Regions from separate parts of the Homo sapiens genome. Here region 1 is linked to region 2. A link is a loop called in an ENCODE intact Hi-C map of the cell type or tissue named here. Cell type or tissue: Caco-2. All regions are shown on one strand. Each heading gives the region's core, and the rest is flanking DNA. Links, peaks and the distances in the headings are about the cores only.

The links. A loop is a pair of places that touch in the nucleus more often than their neighbours do. Peaks named below come from ENCODE experiments on the same cell type or tissue, not always from the same donor. Only the 100,000 strongest peaks of a DNase experiment are listed, where the experiment ranks them.
Region 1: it touches region 2 in a loop (2.4-fold over the local background); 1 of 110 quality-filtered maps calls a loop at or near these places.

Annotation. Positions count from the first base shown.
Region 1 is chr12:95,644,872-95,655,611 of GRCh38, reverse strand. It overlaps the pseudogene PGAM1P5. Among named protein-coding and RNA genes, the nearest start is that of USP44, 99 kb to the right of the region's middle. RefSeq lists a silencer at 1,425-1,719. In Caco-2, for the core only: no CTCF peak of the experiment used is centred there; a DNase peak (open chromatin) is centred at 6,021.
Region 2 is chr12:95,735,473-95,740,472 of GRCh38, reverse strand. NTN4 (netrin 4) reads left to right here. Exons shown (of 10, transcript NM_021229.4): 3 at 2,329-2,607. Among named protein-coding and RNA genes, the nearest start is that of NTN4, 53 kb to the left of the region's middle. In Caco-2, for the core only: no CTCF peak of the experiment used is centred there; a DNase peak (open chromatin) is centred at 2,162; H3K4me3 peaks cover 842 bases.

The DNA of each region.
Region 1 (10,740 bases), core at 3,415-8,414, 88 kb after region 2:
CCCCATTTTGTAAATGCAAAGAAGAAAATGGAGCTGTCCCCCTCATGACCCCATTCCCATTCCCATCATCCCATCATCCCAACATGCCATCATCCCAACATCCCAACATCCCATCATCCCAACATCCCATCATCCCATCATCCCAACATCCCAACATCCCCACATCCCATCATCCCATCATCCCAACATCCCATTATCCCAACATCCCATCATCCCATCATCCCAACATCCCATCATCCCAACATCCCAACATCCCATCATCCCAACATGCCATCATCCCAACATCCCAACATCCCAACATCCCATCATCCCAACATCCCATCATCCCAACATCCCATCATCCCAATATCCCAACATCCCATCGTCCCATCATCCCAACATCCCATCATCCCATCATCCCATCATCCCAACATCCCCACATCCCATCATCCCAACATCCCAACATCCCATCATCCCAACATCCCATCATCCCATCATCCCAACATCCCAACATCCTCACATCCCATCATCCCATCATCCCAACATTCCATTATCCCAACATCCCATCATCCCATCATCCCAACATCCCATCATCCCAACATCCCATCATCCCAACATCCCATCATCCCAATATCCCAACATCCCATCGTCCCATCATCCCAACATCCCATCATCCCATCATCCCAACATCCCCACATCCCATCATCCCAACATCCCATCATCCCATCATCCCAACATCCCAACATCCTCACATCCCATCATCCCATCATCCCAACATCCCATTATCCCAACATCCCATCATCCCATCATCCCAACATTCCAACATCCCATCATCCCAACATCCCATCATCCCATCATCCCAACATCCCAACATCCCAACATCCCAACATCTCGTCATCCCAACATCCCATCATCCCATCATCCCAACATCCCAACATCCCAACATCCCAACATCTCGTCATCCCAACATCCCATCATCCCATCATCCCATCATCCCATCATCCCAACATCCCATCATCCCATCATCCCCACATCCCATCCTGCCATCCTGCTACATGCACTTTCTCCTCCTTAGCCTCTTTCAAAATAACCATCTTGGTACTAAGGCAACGGAGTCAAATAAGATTTCCATCTATGGCTTCAGTGGAACCTCAACACTTCCTTCGAGAGCTACTGGGAAAGTCTCTGCTCCTGGACCTTTACTCTGTGTGCCGCTGGGCTTTATTAGTCAGCACTGAGTTTCATAATTGCCACATACCTATCCATGTGATTTGCCTGAGGTCAACACAGTCTTACCCTCTTCTTACATCATTTTCCCTGTAGAGGAATCTTACTAATATTTGCTATTTGATGCAATGGAAATTCTCAATAATAGGATAATCTTTTAATAGTGTCCTCTAAATGAGGTCAAATCTGTGGGGATATGACCATGAGCCAAATAGCAGTGTCCATCTGGCTCTGTTAAACAGAGAGCAAGGCCTATTATGGGTAAACATAGTTCTTGGGGACACTTTAGGTTCTTGCAAAACAAATCCTTTTCTAAACGATCGGAGATTTACCAATTCTAAAGGGTGGGAAAAACAACCTTGAAAATGTCTCGTGCTGGCTGTCCCTCTGCCACTCCCCTGGAATGCCTGAGAACAAGAGTGAGCACCGCCTGGCCCGCTGAGTTTTGTGAGAAGTCCCAGGACTGAATCGCTTTTGTGCTCATTGTTTCAATGATAAGCAGTCCCTGAGCCTAACTTTATCAAAGGGCCAAACTCACATCTTATTTCCCACAGTTTGGAAGGAAAACATTTATGAATAACATCAATTTTGCAAGAGAGATTGGTATGATAAAAATGGAATAGAAGCAAAAGGGTATGCCTCAAATGACTGACAGTTTCTTTTTTTAAGTCTCTCAGAAAATGATTTGTCTGAAAATACTTTTTAAAAAATGATTCCCTAGTCCCTGTGTTCCTACACTTTAACCAAAGAAATGTAAACATGTCTCTACTGTTTGAGGATTACTGATTGTGTTTGAAATGTGCATTTTTTTAAATGACAAATTCCCAGATTTATTATCAGTCAGTTTATGTATGTGAATAACTAAAAAAGCAGAATGTTAGTCATGAGAAAGAAAGAAATATGCACTGGGATAATAGATATTTCCAGAATGTGAGATGTATGTTCCATTAAGAGAGGGTTTTGGCCAGGTGCGGTGACTCACGCCTGTAATGCCAGTACTTGGTGAGGCCAAGGTGGGCGGATCACTTGAGCCCAAGAGTTTAAGACCAGCCTCGGCAACATAGGAGGACCTCATCTCTACAAAACCCACAAAAAATTAGCTGGGTGTGGTGGTGCATGCCTGTAATCCCAGCTACCTGGGAGGCTGAGGTGGGAGGATCATTTGAGCCTGGGAGATCAAGGCCATAATTGCAACACTGCACTCCAGCCTGGGCCACAGAGTGAGACCCTGTCTTAAAAAAAAAAAGGAAGAGTGTTTTGGTAAATGCTGAATACGTTTCTAGTTTCTTAGTATGTCACAGGCAGGGAAACATGTTCCAAAGTGTGATCATTAGTAATTAATTTATTATTAAATCCAAGAATATCCAAGATTTACTAGGAATGATTTAATCATAGTGTGCCCATGTGACCAGGGGGGAACAGCAGCCAGACAAGGAACGCTGCTTCCCAAAAAGCAAAACAACCACTGTTAGCAGATTTTCACAGTATCGGTTAACTATTCTGCCCAGAAACTCCCTGGATGCCTCCTCAGCTAGGACACTACCAAAGATTTCAAACTTGGTGAATAAAAAATAATCCCAGCACTTTGGAAGGCCAAGGTGAGAGGATTGCTTGAGCTCAGGAGTTCGAGACCAGCCTGGGTAACATAGTGAGACCACGTCTCTCCAAAAAAATAAAACAATTAGCAGGGCATGGTGGTGTGTGCCTATAGTCCTAGCTATTCAGGAGGCTGAGGTGAGGATCACTTGAGCCCAGGAGGTCGAGGCTGCAGTGAGCCATGATCTTGCCGCCATACTCCAGCCTGGGCAACAGAGCAAGACACTGTCTCAAAAAAGAAAAAATATATCAATGCTAGCAAGCAGCAATTAAGAGTTTACTACATGCAAGGCACTTTTCTTAGTGCTTTACAGGTGTTATCCCCATTTTATGCTCCTAACCACCCCTGAGGTGCATGCTATTATTATTCCCATTTCTCAGAGGAAGAAACAGAGGTGCAGGAGACTGATTAAATTGTTCAAGGACAGTCAGATAATAATTGTGAAGTCTGAATTTGAACCCATGCATTCTAACTCACAGTGTTCATATTTCAGCTCCTAAAAGGGCATTCTTGCATTTAGAAAGGAGTCCATGTGAGATAATGCCAACTGCACCATTTTCCTTCACGCCTGTTTCTTTAGTTGAGGGAAGAGAATTGAAAATCAGCATTTTCTTCCGGTTTTTTTTTTACACACTCCAAATTGTAATGTATTCTATCATACCACTATGTGGCTGTGTCATTTTCTACTCCTTCCTATGGTTACAGCGCCATCAGAGTAATGCTGCCTAATGTCATTTATATTAAGAGGAAATGGAAATGGTAAGAGTCCCTTCTTTTTTTTTTTTTTTTTTTTTTTTTTAATTTTTTCGAGACAAGGTCTCACTCTGTCACACAGGCCGGAGTGTGGTGGCGTGATCACAGCTCACTGCAGCCTCAACCTCCTGGACTCAAGCAATCCCCTTGCCTCAGCCTCTTGAGTAGCCTGTGGTCCCAGCTGGATGCACGCCACCACACCCAGCTGATTGTTTTTTAATTATTTGTAGAGACTGGGTTCTGGCTATGTTGCCCAGGCTGGTCTCGAACTCCTGGGCTTAAGCAATCCTCCCTCCTCAGCCTCCCAAAGTGCTAGGATTACAGGCATCAGCCGCTGCCCAGCAAGAGTCTCTTCTTTACCTTTGCCCTTTTCCTCTTGGTCTGATTTTCTGAGGTCGATTTTGGCAGAAGGTCCACTTTTGCATGTATCAGTAATGATCTTGAATGAGCAACTATGAAATTCAACAGCATTTCAGATCAGTCCTGTCAGCTCTGACCTTTGCTGTATAGAGAAATTCTGCTTGCAAGATGAATGAGAAGGAATTACACCAGAGAGAGACAAGGAAATGGGAAAAAATAGAGAATGTAGGCACTTTGTCAACCAAGGGGAGGGAGATAGGGGCAGGAAACAAAAGATAATGATATAAGAGAATCAAGGAAAGCAACAGCTAGAAAAAGGCAGTTTGCAGGTGGTGGAGGCTGCAGTGAGCTGAGATGACACCACTGCCCTCCAGCCTGGGCAACAGAGCAAAACTCTGTCTCAAATTAAAAAATAAAAATAAAAAAAGGCAGTTTGTTCTAGTAAAAATATGCAGAATATTTCAAGGTAGAATATATTCAGTTAATCAATTCTTCCATTGCTAGACACCATGATTTATGTAAGGTATTTCTGAATATTTATTACAAAAATTTTCCATCTAATTTTCCTGCTGTTAATTGTGTTTGAAGAGCCAGAAAAGCTACAGAAGGTGAAATAATACAGAAACCGTAAACAATGGTAACCAGGAAATTAGGGAAACCCATTACTTTTACCATATACTAAAATTGATTTTTTTTTTTTTAGACCGAGTCTTAATCTGTGGCCCAGGCTGGAGTGCAGTGGCACGATCTCGGCTCACTGCAACCTCCGCCTCCCGGGTTCACGCCATTATCCTGCCTCAGCCTCCCGAGTAGCGGGGACTACAGGCGCCCACCACCACGCCCGGCTAATTTTTTGTATTTTTAGTAGAGACGGGGTTTCACCGTGTTAGCCAGGACGGTCTCGATCTCCTGACCTCGTGATCCGCCCGCCTCGGCCTCCCAAAGTGCTGGGATTACAGGCGTGCGCCACCGCGCCCGGCCCCACAGCTGTTTTTAATGCAGAGACCCAGGCCTCTACCTCAGAGAGTCTTGTTTCCAAAGGTCTAGATGGGGCCCGGGGAGGGAGATTTTCATAAGCACCTGTGGTAACTCAGATAGAGGTGGTCTACAGACAAGACTTTGAGAAGCACTGCTCTGGACACTTTTACAGAATAGACTCGACAAATCCACTTGGATTTGTCGGATATGAATCTACTTGGCCTTTGTCACAAATATTATTTTATGAATAACAGAATCATTAGTCCTGTTATGGTTACCCCAAAACTAAGATGATGGAAAAGGAAAATTGAAAGAACCTCACATAACAGCCCTGTAGAGTCGGTAAGAGAGATTCCTTAAAGTCAGTCAGAAAGGAGATTCCTCTGGCAATTATGTACCCTTACTTCCTAACCTGGCCTTGTATAGACCTGTGAAATACCTAAATTTGTCTTTGCTATCTCTACCCCTCAATCCACTTTGTACAATCTCTCCCCAGCTACCTGTCGACTTCATCCTGCACAGGGTGTACACCAAGATGCTGGACAAAGCTCTCAACTCCCAACTTTCCCTCCAGCCTCAGTCTACTTACTTATCAAGATGTTACTCTTGACCAAGAGATTGATAGGTTCATAATATAAATCATTATAATGCAATACTTTCCCACTTTCCCACTTCCCAATTTTCTCCTAACACAATGCCTTCATGACCCAAAGAAGCCAGGCATGTCTGCAAACTTTTTTTTCTTTCTTTTTTTTTTTTTTTTTGAGATAGTCTCACTCTGTCACCCAGGCTGGAGTGCAGTGGAGCAACCTCAGCCTCAGCTCACTGCAACCTCCACCCCCTGGGTTCAAGCGATTCTCCTGCCTCAGCCTCCCAGGTAGCTGGTATTACAGGCGCCCGCCACCACGCCCGGCTCATTTTTGTATTTTTAGTAGAGATGGAGTTTCACCATGTTGGCCAGGCTGGTCTCCAACTCCTGACCTCAGGTGATCCGCCCGCCTCGGCTTCCCATAGTGCTGGGATTACAGACGTGAGCCACCATGCCCGGCCTGCAGAAAACATTTTAATGGGTGATTCTAATCATAGGTATTTCAGGCACTGGTGGCAGGCCAGTGGTGGGGATATTTTTGGTCAGATGTGCCTTTCAATGCCTCATAAATCAGGCTGCCTAGGCAGCTTTGTAATTTTCCCTTAGGCAGTAGCAGTCCTGCACACACACCCCATTGTAACCCTCAGAGGCTTAAGAATAAGGAGAAAGGTGAACAGGAAGTAACATTGAGAAAGGAAAACATGGAGAGTGGATTCACTTACCCTCTCTCAGAAATGTACATTCAAGCCACAGATAAAATAAGAGAAATCCACACGGACTCCACACTTTTCCTTCCCATTCCTGTGAAAGAGAAATAAAATCCAGGATAGCATTTTTTTGGTTACATATGGGGAGAAAAATCAAGGAGATGTACACAACTCGCATCACAGCAAACAGAATTCCTTAACATCAGAAACACTCTTACATACCAACACTCTCTTACACATGGGGACTTGCTGGGCAGTGACCTTCAGTGACCTAGCTTTTGATACCAACTGAGAATACACAACTGGATATTTTTATCCGCATGTTTTCTGCCTCTCTGATAAATGTTATACTAAACAGTGGGAAGCAAAAATACAGTGAATGCATTTTTTCAGACCATATTTACAAGTACACTTAATTTGCACGCCCCCAAATTTTATAGGTTTCACCAAATGCTTCAAGAGAGAAGATTAAGTTTAGGAACAACCTGCCTCTCCAAGTTTTCACTTGCCCCGAGGTTATTATCCTACCAGAACTGGCTAAGGCTCTTTGAGAAGTAGTGTTTAAAGCCTCATATTGTTCAGGCTTACATCTATAATCCCAGCACTTTGGGAGGCTGAGGCAGGAGGATCCCTTGACCCTAGGAGTTCAAAACTGGCCTGGGTAGCATAGGGAGATCCCACTTAATTAATCAAAAAAATTTAAAAATTAGCCGGGCATGGTGCCACGCACCTATGGTCCCAGCTAGTTGGGAGGTTGAGGTAAGAGGATTGCTTGAGCCCGGAAGATCGTGGCTGCAGTGAACCATTATTACGCCACCTAACTCTAACCTGGGCAACAGAGTGAGCCCCTGCCTCAAAAAATAAAAATAAAATTAAAGTTGACTTTTCGGGATTCAATAGCTTTATGAAATGTCTTTTCCTTTTGTAAACACAAAATAACACACGTGTAAGAACAAAACAACAAATACCTTAAGACATCACGAGTAATTTGTAATCTACAGATCTGTAAATGAATAAATAAATGTATAAACTATCAACTTTTTTTAAGACAGGGTGTCGCTCTATCATCTTGATTGGAATGCCGTGGCAAGATCACAGCTCACTGCAGCCTTGACCCCCGGTGGCTCAAGTGATCCTCCCACCCGAGTAGTTGGGACTACAGGCATTTGCCACCATGCCCGGATAATTTTTTTTTTTTTAAGAAGATATAGGTTCTCCCTATGTTGCCCAAACTTAATCTATAAATTTTTGTGGCAATAAACAGATGCTTCCGCTTTCTAACTCTCCCACTGAATAGATAGTTCATTATGTAAATTCCTTACTGAACTGACATGATTTAAGGAGAGATAGGGTTGGGATCAGCATTTTCAGAGTGTCAAACACCATCACAGTCATCATCTCAAGGAATCCTCAGAACAACTTTGAAGTTGGGATTATTATTTCATTTTACAGATGAAGACCACGAGATTAAGGGGAGTAAAGTAACTTGCCATAGGCCAGACAGCTAGCAAACTAGCAGAGCCAAAACCTATAGGTGTTAAGTTAATGAATAAACCTATAGGTGCTAAATGAGCAAATGAAGATCTACAATCCAACAACACTATATCTGCCTGATTCCACACCCTACGCTCCTGCAACTACATCACACTGCTTTAAAGCTCTGAGCTCCCGAACAGTGTCATTTGTTGGATTGTAGATCTTCATTCGTTACTTTAGCACCTATTTCTTGTCAGCCTCCTGTGCGATAGGACCAGTTCTAGGTTCTGGAGATATAGCAGCGCATGACACAAAATCCCTACTCTGCATTCTACACTCTCCATTCTAGTGGGGGAGGTCCTTCAGAAGATCTCTCTAATAATCCCCGCTCTTTCTCTCCATTGTAGGGCTTCTTTTGGGAGTGCTCAATGCCCTAAATGGATTCAGAGAAGTATTTTGTTTCCATCACTAAAGGGAAAATTCAGAACAAGAGACCTCATCCTCTTGATCGTATTGAATACTGTTTTCCCCCAGGTGACTTGAAAGCAGTCAATGACTAAATTCTCCAGAGTAGAAAGCTGTTATAATTGGACAATGGCCACAAAACAGGAGTTTTTGAGTTACACTTAATGCCCAGGAGGAAGCAGCAGAATTCTTCCTCCCACCACCCATTACCGAGCTGACAAGGTCCTGCTCTGTGCTGCGCTCGTTAATTTTCCTTTTGGCTTTAAAGATTTACAACAGCTCCTGTCGGCCCCCCATGTGAGAGAAAGTCAGGGATCCCTGCCCGCCCAAGCCATGGAGAGCTGGCTGGCTTTGTTCCCCACAAGCCTGCCAGGAGCTCCTCGACTCCCGTCATGGTAGCTTGGGAAGATTCACTTGCCTCTGTGAGAAATAACAGTGACCATAAAAGAAAAAATAAATTCTAGGCATTCTTTCAAGCCTTTGGGAAGTTCCGGCACATTCCAGCTGCGAAAGAATTCAAGTCTCTCCACTCATGTCAAAGCTCCAGCCCCTTGCATGTGTGCTTTGCACATTTAATAGAACCAAGCCTAGTAATTAACTCTATAAATTCTCTCCCTGCCTTATTTGTCATGAACTGCAAGCTGATGCTATAGGGAGGTCAACCTGGGATTTAGTGAGTTATTCTCAGGCTTTGGGCAATGACAGATTTCAAAGGTTTGAAGCTTCTCAACATTAAGCATTGCTATTCCAGAGCAAGGAGCCAATCATCTGTGACCCAGAGATTTTGCTGAATATTTTGTTCCTTAAGCTTCAGAAATTCACATCCAAAACTATTTATGGTTGTTGTAAAGAGAAGTCTTCACTCCTTTATACAGTCCAGACAGCCAGATGTTCTTGTGTCTTTTTCTGGGCCCAGGTGCATCCTCCAAATCACCCGTTTGAGCCTCTCCTGTAAATCTCAAACTCACCTATGATTCCATTTAAGAAGACTCGCTTCCTGCTTACCTCCTAACTTTTCTTTGCCTATTTCTTCCTCTATAAAGGAAGGGAGGGCCAGACGCGTGGCTCACACCTATAATCCCAGCACTTTGGGAGGCTGAGGCAGGAGGCTTGCTTGAGCCCACGAGTTTGAGACCAGCCTAGGCAACAAAGCGAGATCCAATCTCTAAAAAAAAAAATTTAAGGCTGGGCGTGGTGGCTCACGCCTGTAATACCAGCACTTTGGGAGGCCGAGGTGGGCAGATCACCTGAGATCAGGAGTTTGAAACTAGCCTGGCCAACATGGTGAAACCCTGTCTTTACTAAAAATACAAAAATTAGCCAGGCATTGTGGTGGGTGCCTATAATCCCAGCTACTCAAGAGGCTGAGACAGGAGAATTGCTTGAACCTGGGAGGCGGAGTTTGCACTGAGCCGAGATCACGCCATTGCACTCCAGCCTGGGCAACAGAGCAAGACTCTGTCTCAAAAAAAAAAAAAAAAAAAAAAAATTAAAAATTAGCCAGGTGTGGTGGTGCATGTCTACAGTCCCAGCTACTCTGGAGGCTGAGGTAGAAGGATCCCTTGAGCTCAGGAGTCTTTGAGGTTGCAGTGAGTTATGATCATGCCACTGCACTCCAGTCTGGATGACAGAGTGAGACCCTGACTCTAAAATAATAACAACAATAGTGAAGGAAGGGAGAAGACTAAAAAGACTAACAAAAGAAGTTGCTTCAAGTTTTCTTAAGGCAAGAAAAAAAAATCATTAAGAAGTGTTCCTGAGGCCAGGCACAGTGGCTTACGCCTGTAATCCCAACACTTTGGGAGGCTGAGGTGGGTGGATCACTTGAGGTGAGGAGTTTAAGACCAGTCTGGCCAACATGGTGAAACCCCATCTCTACTAAAAATACAAAGATTAGCGGGCCATGGTGGCAGGCACCTGTAATTCCAGCTACTCAGAGGGCTGAGGCAGGGGAATCACTTGAACCTGGGAGGTGAAGGTTGCAGTGAGCTGAGATCATGCCACTGCACTCCAGCCTGGTCAACAGAGCGAGACTCTGTCAAAAAAAAAAAAAAAAAAGGCAGGGCACAGTGGCTCATGCCTATAATCCCAGCACTTTGGGCGCCAAGGCAGGCGGATCATGAGGTCAGGAGATCGAGACCATCCTGGCTAACACAGTGAAACCCCGTCTCTACTAAAAATACAAAAAAATTAGCCAGGCATGGTGGCGGGCACCTGCAGTCCCAGCTACTCAGGAGGCTGAGGCAGGAGAATGGCATGAACCCAGCAGGTGGAGCTTGCAGTGAGCCGAGATCACGCCACTGCACTCCAGCCTGGGTGACAGAGCAAGACTCCGTCTCAAAAAAAAAAAAAAAAAAAAGAAAAAAAATTGTCCCTGAGGCCAGGCGTGGTGGCTCACACCTGTAATCCCAGTACCTTGGGAGGCTGAGGTGGGAGGATCACTTAAAGCCAGGAGTTTGAGACCAGCCTGGGCAATATAGTGAGACTGTCTTTATTTTATTTTTTATTATTTTTTTTTTTGGGAGATGGAGTCTCGCTCTGTTGCCCAGGTTGGAGTGCAGTGCCACCATCTCGGCTCACTGTGACCTCCGCCTTCTTGGTTCATGTGA
Region 2 (5,000 bases), core at 1-5,000:
TAATATATCTTGTTGGGAGTGTGTATTAAGAGGCAGTTGTAGACAGAGGATCAGTGATGGGCCTATAGATACATTCCCTTCCTTATGGGAACAAAACACAGAAGAGGCTGATACTATCCTGAGGGCTTCTACGTGTTTTCTTACTTCATTTCACTCATGCCATACAGGCTTCTTCTGGGGAAGTTTGAAGAAAAACTGGGTGGGACCCAAAGGGCGACCTGCCAGAAGTTGGAAGCATCTGTACTGGCGGACTCTTTGTTTCCTGACGCAGGGTAGATCCATTCCCAGGGTATCAGATTAAGGCGTCTCCTTTCTGGAAAAAAGATTTCATGGTTTAAATTCCCGTTCACTTTTGTGTCTGTGGCACTCTGCTGTCTCCTTTCCAGCACACAGCCTCAGGGGTCATGATGTCCCTTCCCTACTGATATCCGCGTGCCAACTGTGGTGTCATGCACACCAAGCACAGAGCCGCCATTCAGCTCCCACTGTCTGGGCTCAGGAAGCAGAAGAGCTTCAAAGTTCCTACAGACCTTGACAGAGCTTCCTCTGGCTTTGCCTGTGCGGAACAATTCTGAGGGTGAGGGGGAGATGGAATGGGGTGAGAGAGGGAACTAGGGTAAATGTCAAGGGTAAATACGTGGCAGAGACAGAGAGAGACCAAACAGTTGCCACCGAGGCTCAGGAAAAGGAAGGGTGGGCAGATAACGAGGAGAAGGACACCACAGACTTTTCAGTGGAGCTCTTACTTGGTTAGCACTGGTGTGTCCTTTTCCATGTCCTTGCATTACTGTGGTTGATAAAATAGGAGGTAGCACTTTACTGATATCATTTAGAGCAAGGGTTCTTCCTGTCTAACAGAAATGTCAGTGTTTGGAGGTCACGTTGAGAATCAGTTCCATATAAAGCCCATAATGGATTCAATTTTTAAAAAATGCTTCGAAACAGAAAATCATGTTCTAGCTGTTGTTAAAAGAAAAAGATGTTACTTCTGTACTGACTTTTGAATATATGACATATTGTTTGTTGGAAAATTTTATTTTCTGATAAGCTTCCTTCCACCACTTTGCATGTGGATAAATGGGACAGAATGTGGTTTGAGTTTAAGATACAATGTTGTTTAAGCTTTAAAAGTTCAAAAATAGCTAGAAATACAAATACCGGTTAATCCGTTATTTCTTATTATTGTCATAATACTGGTGTTTAACGTGAAATTCAGTATGCGAATGAATTTAGACCCGACATAAGGAAGTTATTTGGAATTCTCACCTATTACACAAATGCCAAGAACAATGTTAAATTAATTAATTTGTTTACCAAAAATTTATTGAATACTTACTATGTGCCAGCCACTGTCCTGGGATACATACGTGACCGCCTACATGAAGTTTTTGGTCTGGACTGGGAAGATAGTAAATCACTAAACCACTACAAATATAATGTCAGATGGTGATAAGTACTAAGAACAGAAACCAGGCAGAGCCATTATAAGGACCTTGCATCTTGTTCTGAGGAGAATGGGAGGTCTTCAGGTGGGGGTGGTTTAAGCAAGGGAGTGACACGATCCAATCTCTGTTTATAGAGAACCACTCTGGCTACTGGCTAGACCATGAGCTGCAGAGGCCAAATGTCTGCTGAATTATTACCCTCTCCCCCACAGTTATATTTCACTGAGGACAGGTCTGTACCAGTAGACCTTGGACATGTGACACAGTCGATTCTTTCCTTTTCATACTTTTGGTATGAAATTGATCTCTAAGGTGATACTTTTATATCCAAAAAGAGAGAGTTATATTTTTAGGCAAGGTAAATCAGATATCACCTCTCTGCCTACAGTGTCCCAGTGGCTTCCGCTACAGTCAGCATAACTCTACTGTGACTTCCACAGGGCTCCATTCATGTCTATCTCACACCTGCTCTCTGTCCGCCTCTCCAGCCACTCTCTCTTTGTTCACTGGTCTCCAGTCACACTGACTTCGTTGTTCTTCCTTGAGCAAGCCAAGCTTGACTCTGCCTCAAAGCCTTTAAGCTTGCTCTTCCCTCGCCCAGAATGCTCTTCCTGGCAAGATCTTTGTATGGCTGCCTTTATCTCAAGGGTCAGGTCTCTGCTGGTCACTCAATGTATACTTCTGTGTACAAACAGGCAGCACATCTGCTCCTTAGAATAACAGGGCGGCTCTGTCCCAGGTGTGCTCAAGGTCTAAAAACTTCTTGTTATCTTATCGTTCACAGATGACATAAGGCATAAATCAAACAGGGACTACATTAGGCAAACAATTCAGGGTTTGCGCACAGTCCTATAAACGCATGGTATTTTCTTTCTCCTTACAGGTTATTTTCAAAGCTTTGTCACCACCATACGATACAGAGAACCCTTACAGTGCCAAAGTTCAGGAGCAGCTGAAGATCACCAACCTTCGCGTGCAGCTGCTGAAACGACAGTCTTGTCCCTGTCAGAGAAATGACCTGAACGAAGAGCCTCAACATTTTACACACTATGCAATCTATGATTTCATTGTCAAGGGCAGCTGCTTCTGCAATGGCCACGCTGATCAATGCATACCTGTTCATGGCTTCAGACCTGTCAAGGCCCCAGGAACATTCCACATGGTAGGTGAAACAAGTCCTCCCCTAAGAAAAACAAATCATAAGTTACCTTCAGCTTTGGGCATTGGTTGGTATATGCTTAACATAGTGCTGCTGATTTTTTCCTCTGCCCATCACAGCTCCGACTCCATACTCATCCTATAAAGTGCCTGTTAACTTGTCTTTTAATCTTCAGTTTTAGAGTTGTAGTCAAGCCTGATAACCAGATTCCTTGGAAAACACCCATGCCAGTTTTTAGTACTGTGACCTTCAGATATAAAGTGTAAAGTGAGCAGGAGTGAGAGGATGGCATGATTATATTAGTGGTATTATCACACACAAGCCAGCTTTGACAGTAAATGGGGACCATTGTGGAGTAGATTTTAAAGTTGGAAAAATAAGAACCTCGATTTTATGCCTGGTATCTTTGCTGTCCAGCCAGCAGAATGAATAAAAATTCTCCTCCATGAAGAGGACTGACCCCCTCTTCACCTAAGGCAGAGTTAAACTCTCTTTCCTCTAGGTTCACACATCTCCTGGGCTTTCCTCTGAATTTTTACTTCTCTGCATCCCCCAGGAGACCACGAACTCTCTGAGGAACTGTATGATCTTTGTATCCTCAGGACCAAGTGTATTACCTGGGCCAGAAGTAGGTGCTCAGTAGGTGTTTGGTTGAATGATAGCAACATAGGAATAGGGAGATGATGAAAAATTAGTGTCATTGTTTATCTGTCCTTACCTCCCCGACTTCCAGAAAAGATACAGAGTGGCTCAGCAGTAAGCACCTTGTTGGGACACATCCAGAGACTATGGATGGGGATTGGGCAAGGAGAAAATAAGGATGAGCGCTCCAATTATTTGATTTTCTATTTTGCTCTGATACTTCTGAGCAAACCAAAGCAAAATGAATAAAATGGAAAAGGCTGCAGAATATGCTACTGCATTTCCTAAAGGATAGACATCCCTATTCTTTCTTCTTTCTCTCAGCCCTAGTATACGATAGGCCACCAGCAGCCATGATCCAGTTAGCCAGCAGGACAGTTTGTGCTGGCTGGGCTGAGTCGCTGGGGCAGCATCAGGGTAACTAAAATGACTAGGACAGTAGCCAGAAAGTAACCAAAATAGAAACAGTGCTATTACTTGTAGAAGTTAATCCAGGCTCCCAGAGTTGAAGAAAATGCAGCATTCATTCAACAGATACCTGCTAGTTTCTAGACACTGATGGATCTTTGAAATCCTACAGTATTGTTTCAAATAAAGGGTGCTATGATTTAGTGTATCTCAGTTAACTGGGTTCAGGTAGGATTCAATCAGAAAATAACAAATATTTAGAGACATGTCAACCTACCAGACTGTGAACTAGAAAGTTTATGTGAGGTAGAGTGCTCAAAATATTTTGCCATGACATTTTAGTGAATTTGTGAAAGGAGAGCATGCAGATCTTTTGTTTCCTCGACTGTCTCTTATAATCCAAGCCATACAGGACCACCTCAGAGTAGAGTCCTGAGCAAAATGACAGAGGCCCCCATAACATGGCACAGGGTGGACCCTCAATATTTGTGGACTGAAGGACCTATGAGACTACCTGCATGGCTCTGATCAACCACAACAAAGTGCCAGAGTTCTCAAGGGCCTTATAAAAACTTCAGGTGGCCGGGCACAGTGGCTCACACCTGTAATCCCAGCACTTTGGGAGGCCAAGGCGGGTGGATCACCTGAGGTCAGGAGTTCCAGACCAGCCTGGCCAACACAGCAAAACCCCATCTCTACTAAAAATACAAAAATTAGCTGGGCATAGTGGTGGGCGCCTGTATTCCCTGCTGCTCGAGAGGCTGAGGCACAACAATCACTTGAACCTGGGAGGCGGAGGTTGCAGTGAGCCGAGATCGTGCCACTGCACTCTAGCCTGAGTGACAAAGCAAGACTCTGTCTCAAAAAAATAAATAAATAAATAAATAAATAAATAAATAAATAAATAAATAAAAATTTAAAAAAAATCATGAGCAGGCATTTAAAAGTATTACTTTCTTTTTTTAAAGTAAGTCCTCTAAATATAAACTTTCAGAGTTAACAACACTTTCTAAGGCTGAAGATAAAAATTCTAGAAGTTTCTCTTTGTTCTGCCAAATTCAACAATGGATAATTACTCAAAGCTAACAGACACTTTTGAAGAAGTCTTAAAATACAACTATTCTATACAATATACTGCCAGCAAGAAAATTATCAGCCTGTAAAGAGGTTCAGGATAACCAAGTAAAGGAGACTATACAGTAAGTGTTTTTCCATTCCAAAAGGATGTTAGAATGAGACATCTCCATCCTAGAAAACCCTATGGAACGGAAACCTCATTTTCTTACTAATCTCCTGCTGCTTTGAAATTGGAAGCAATTTCCTTTTAAAATAATATTAGTTTGCTG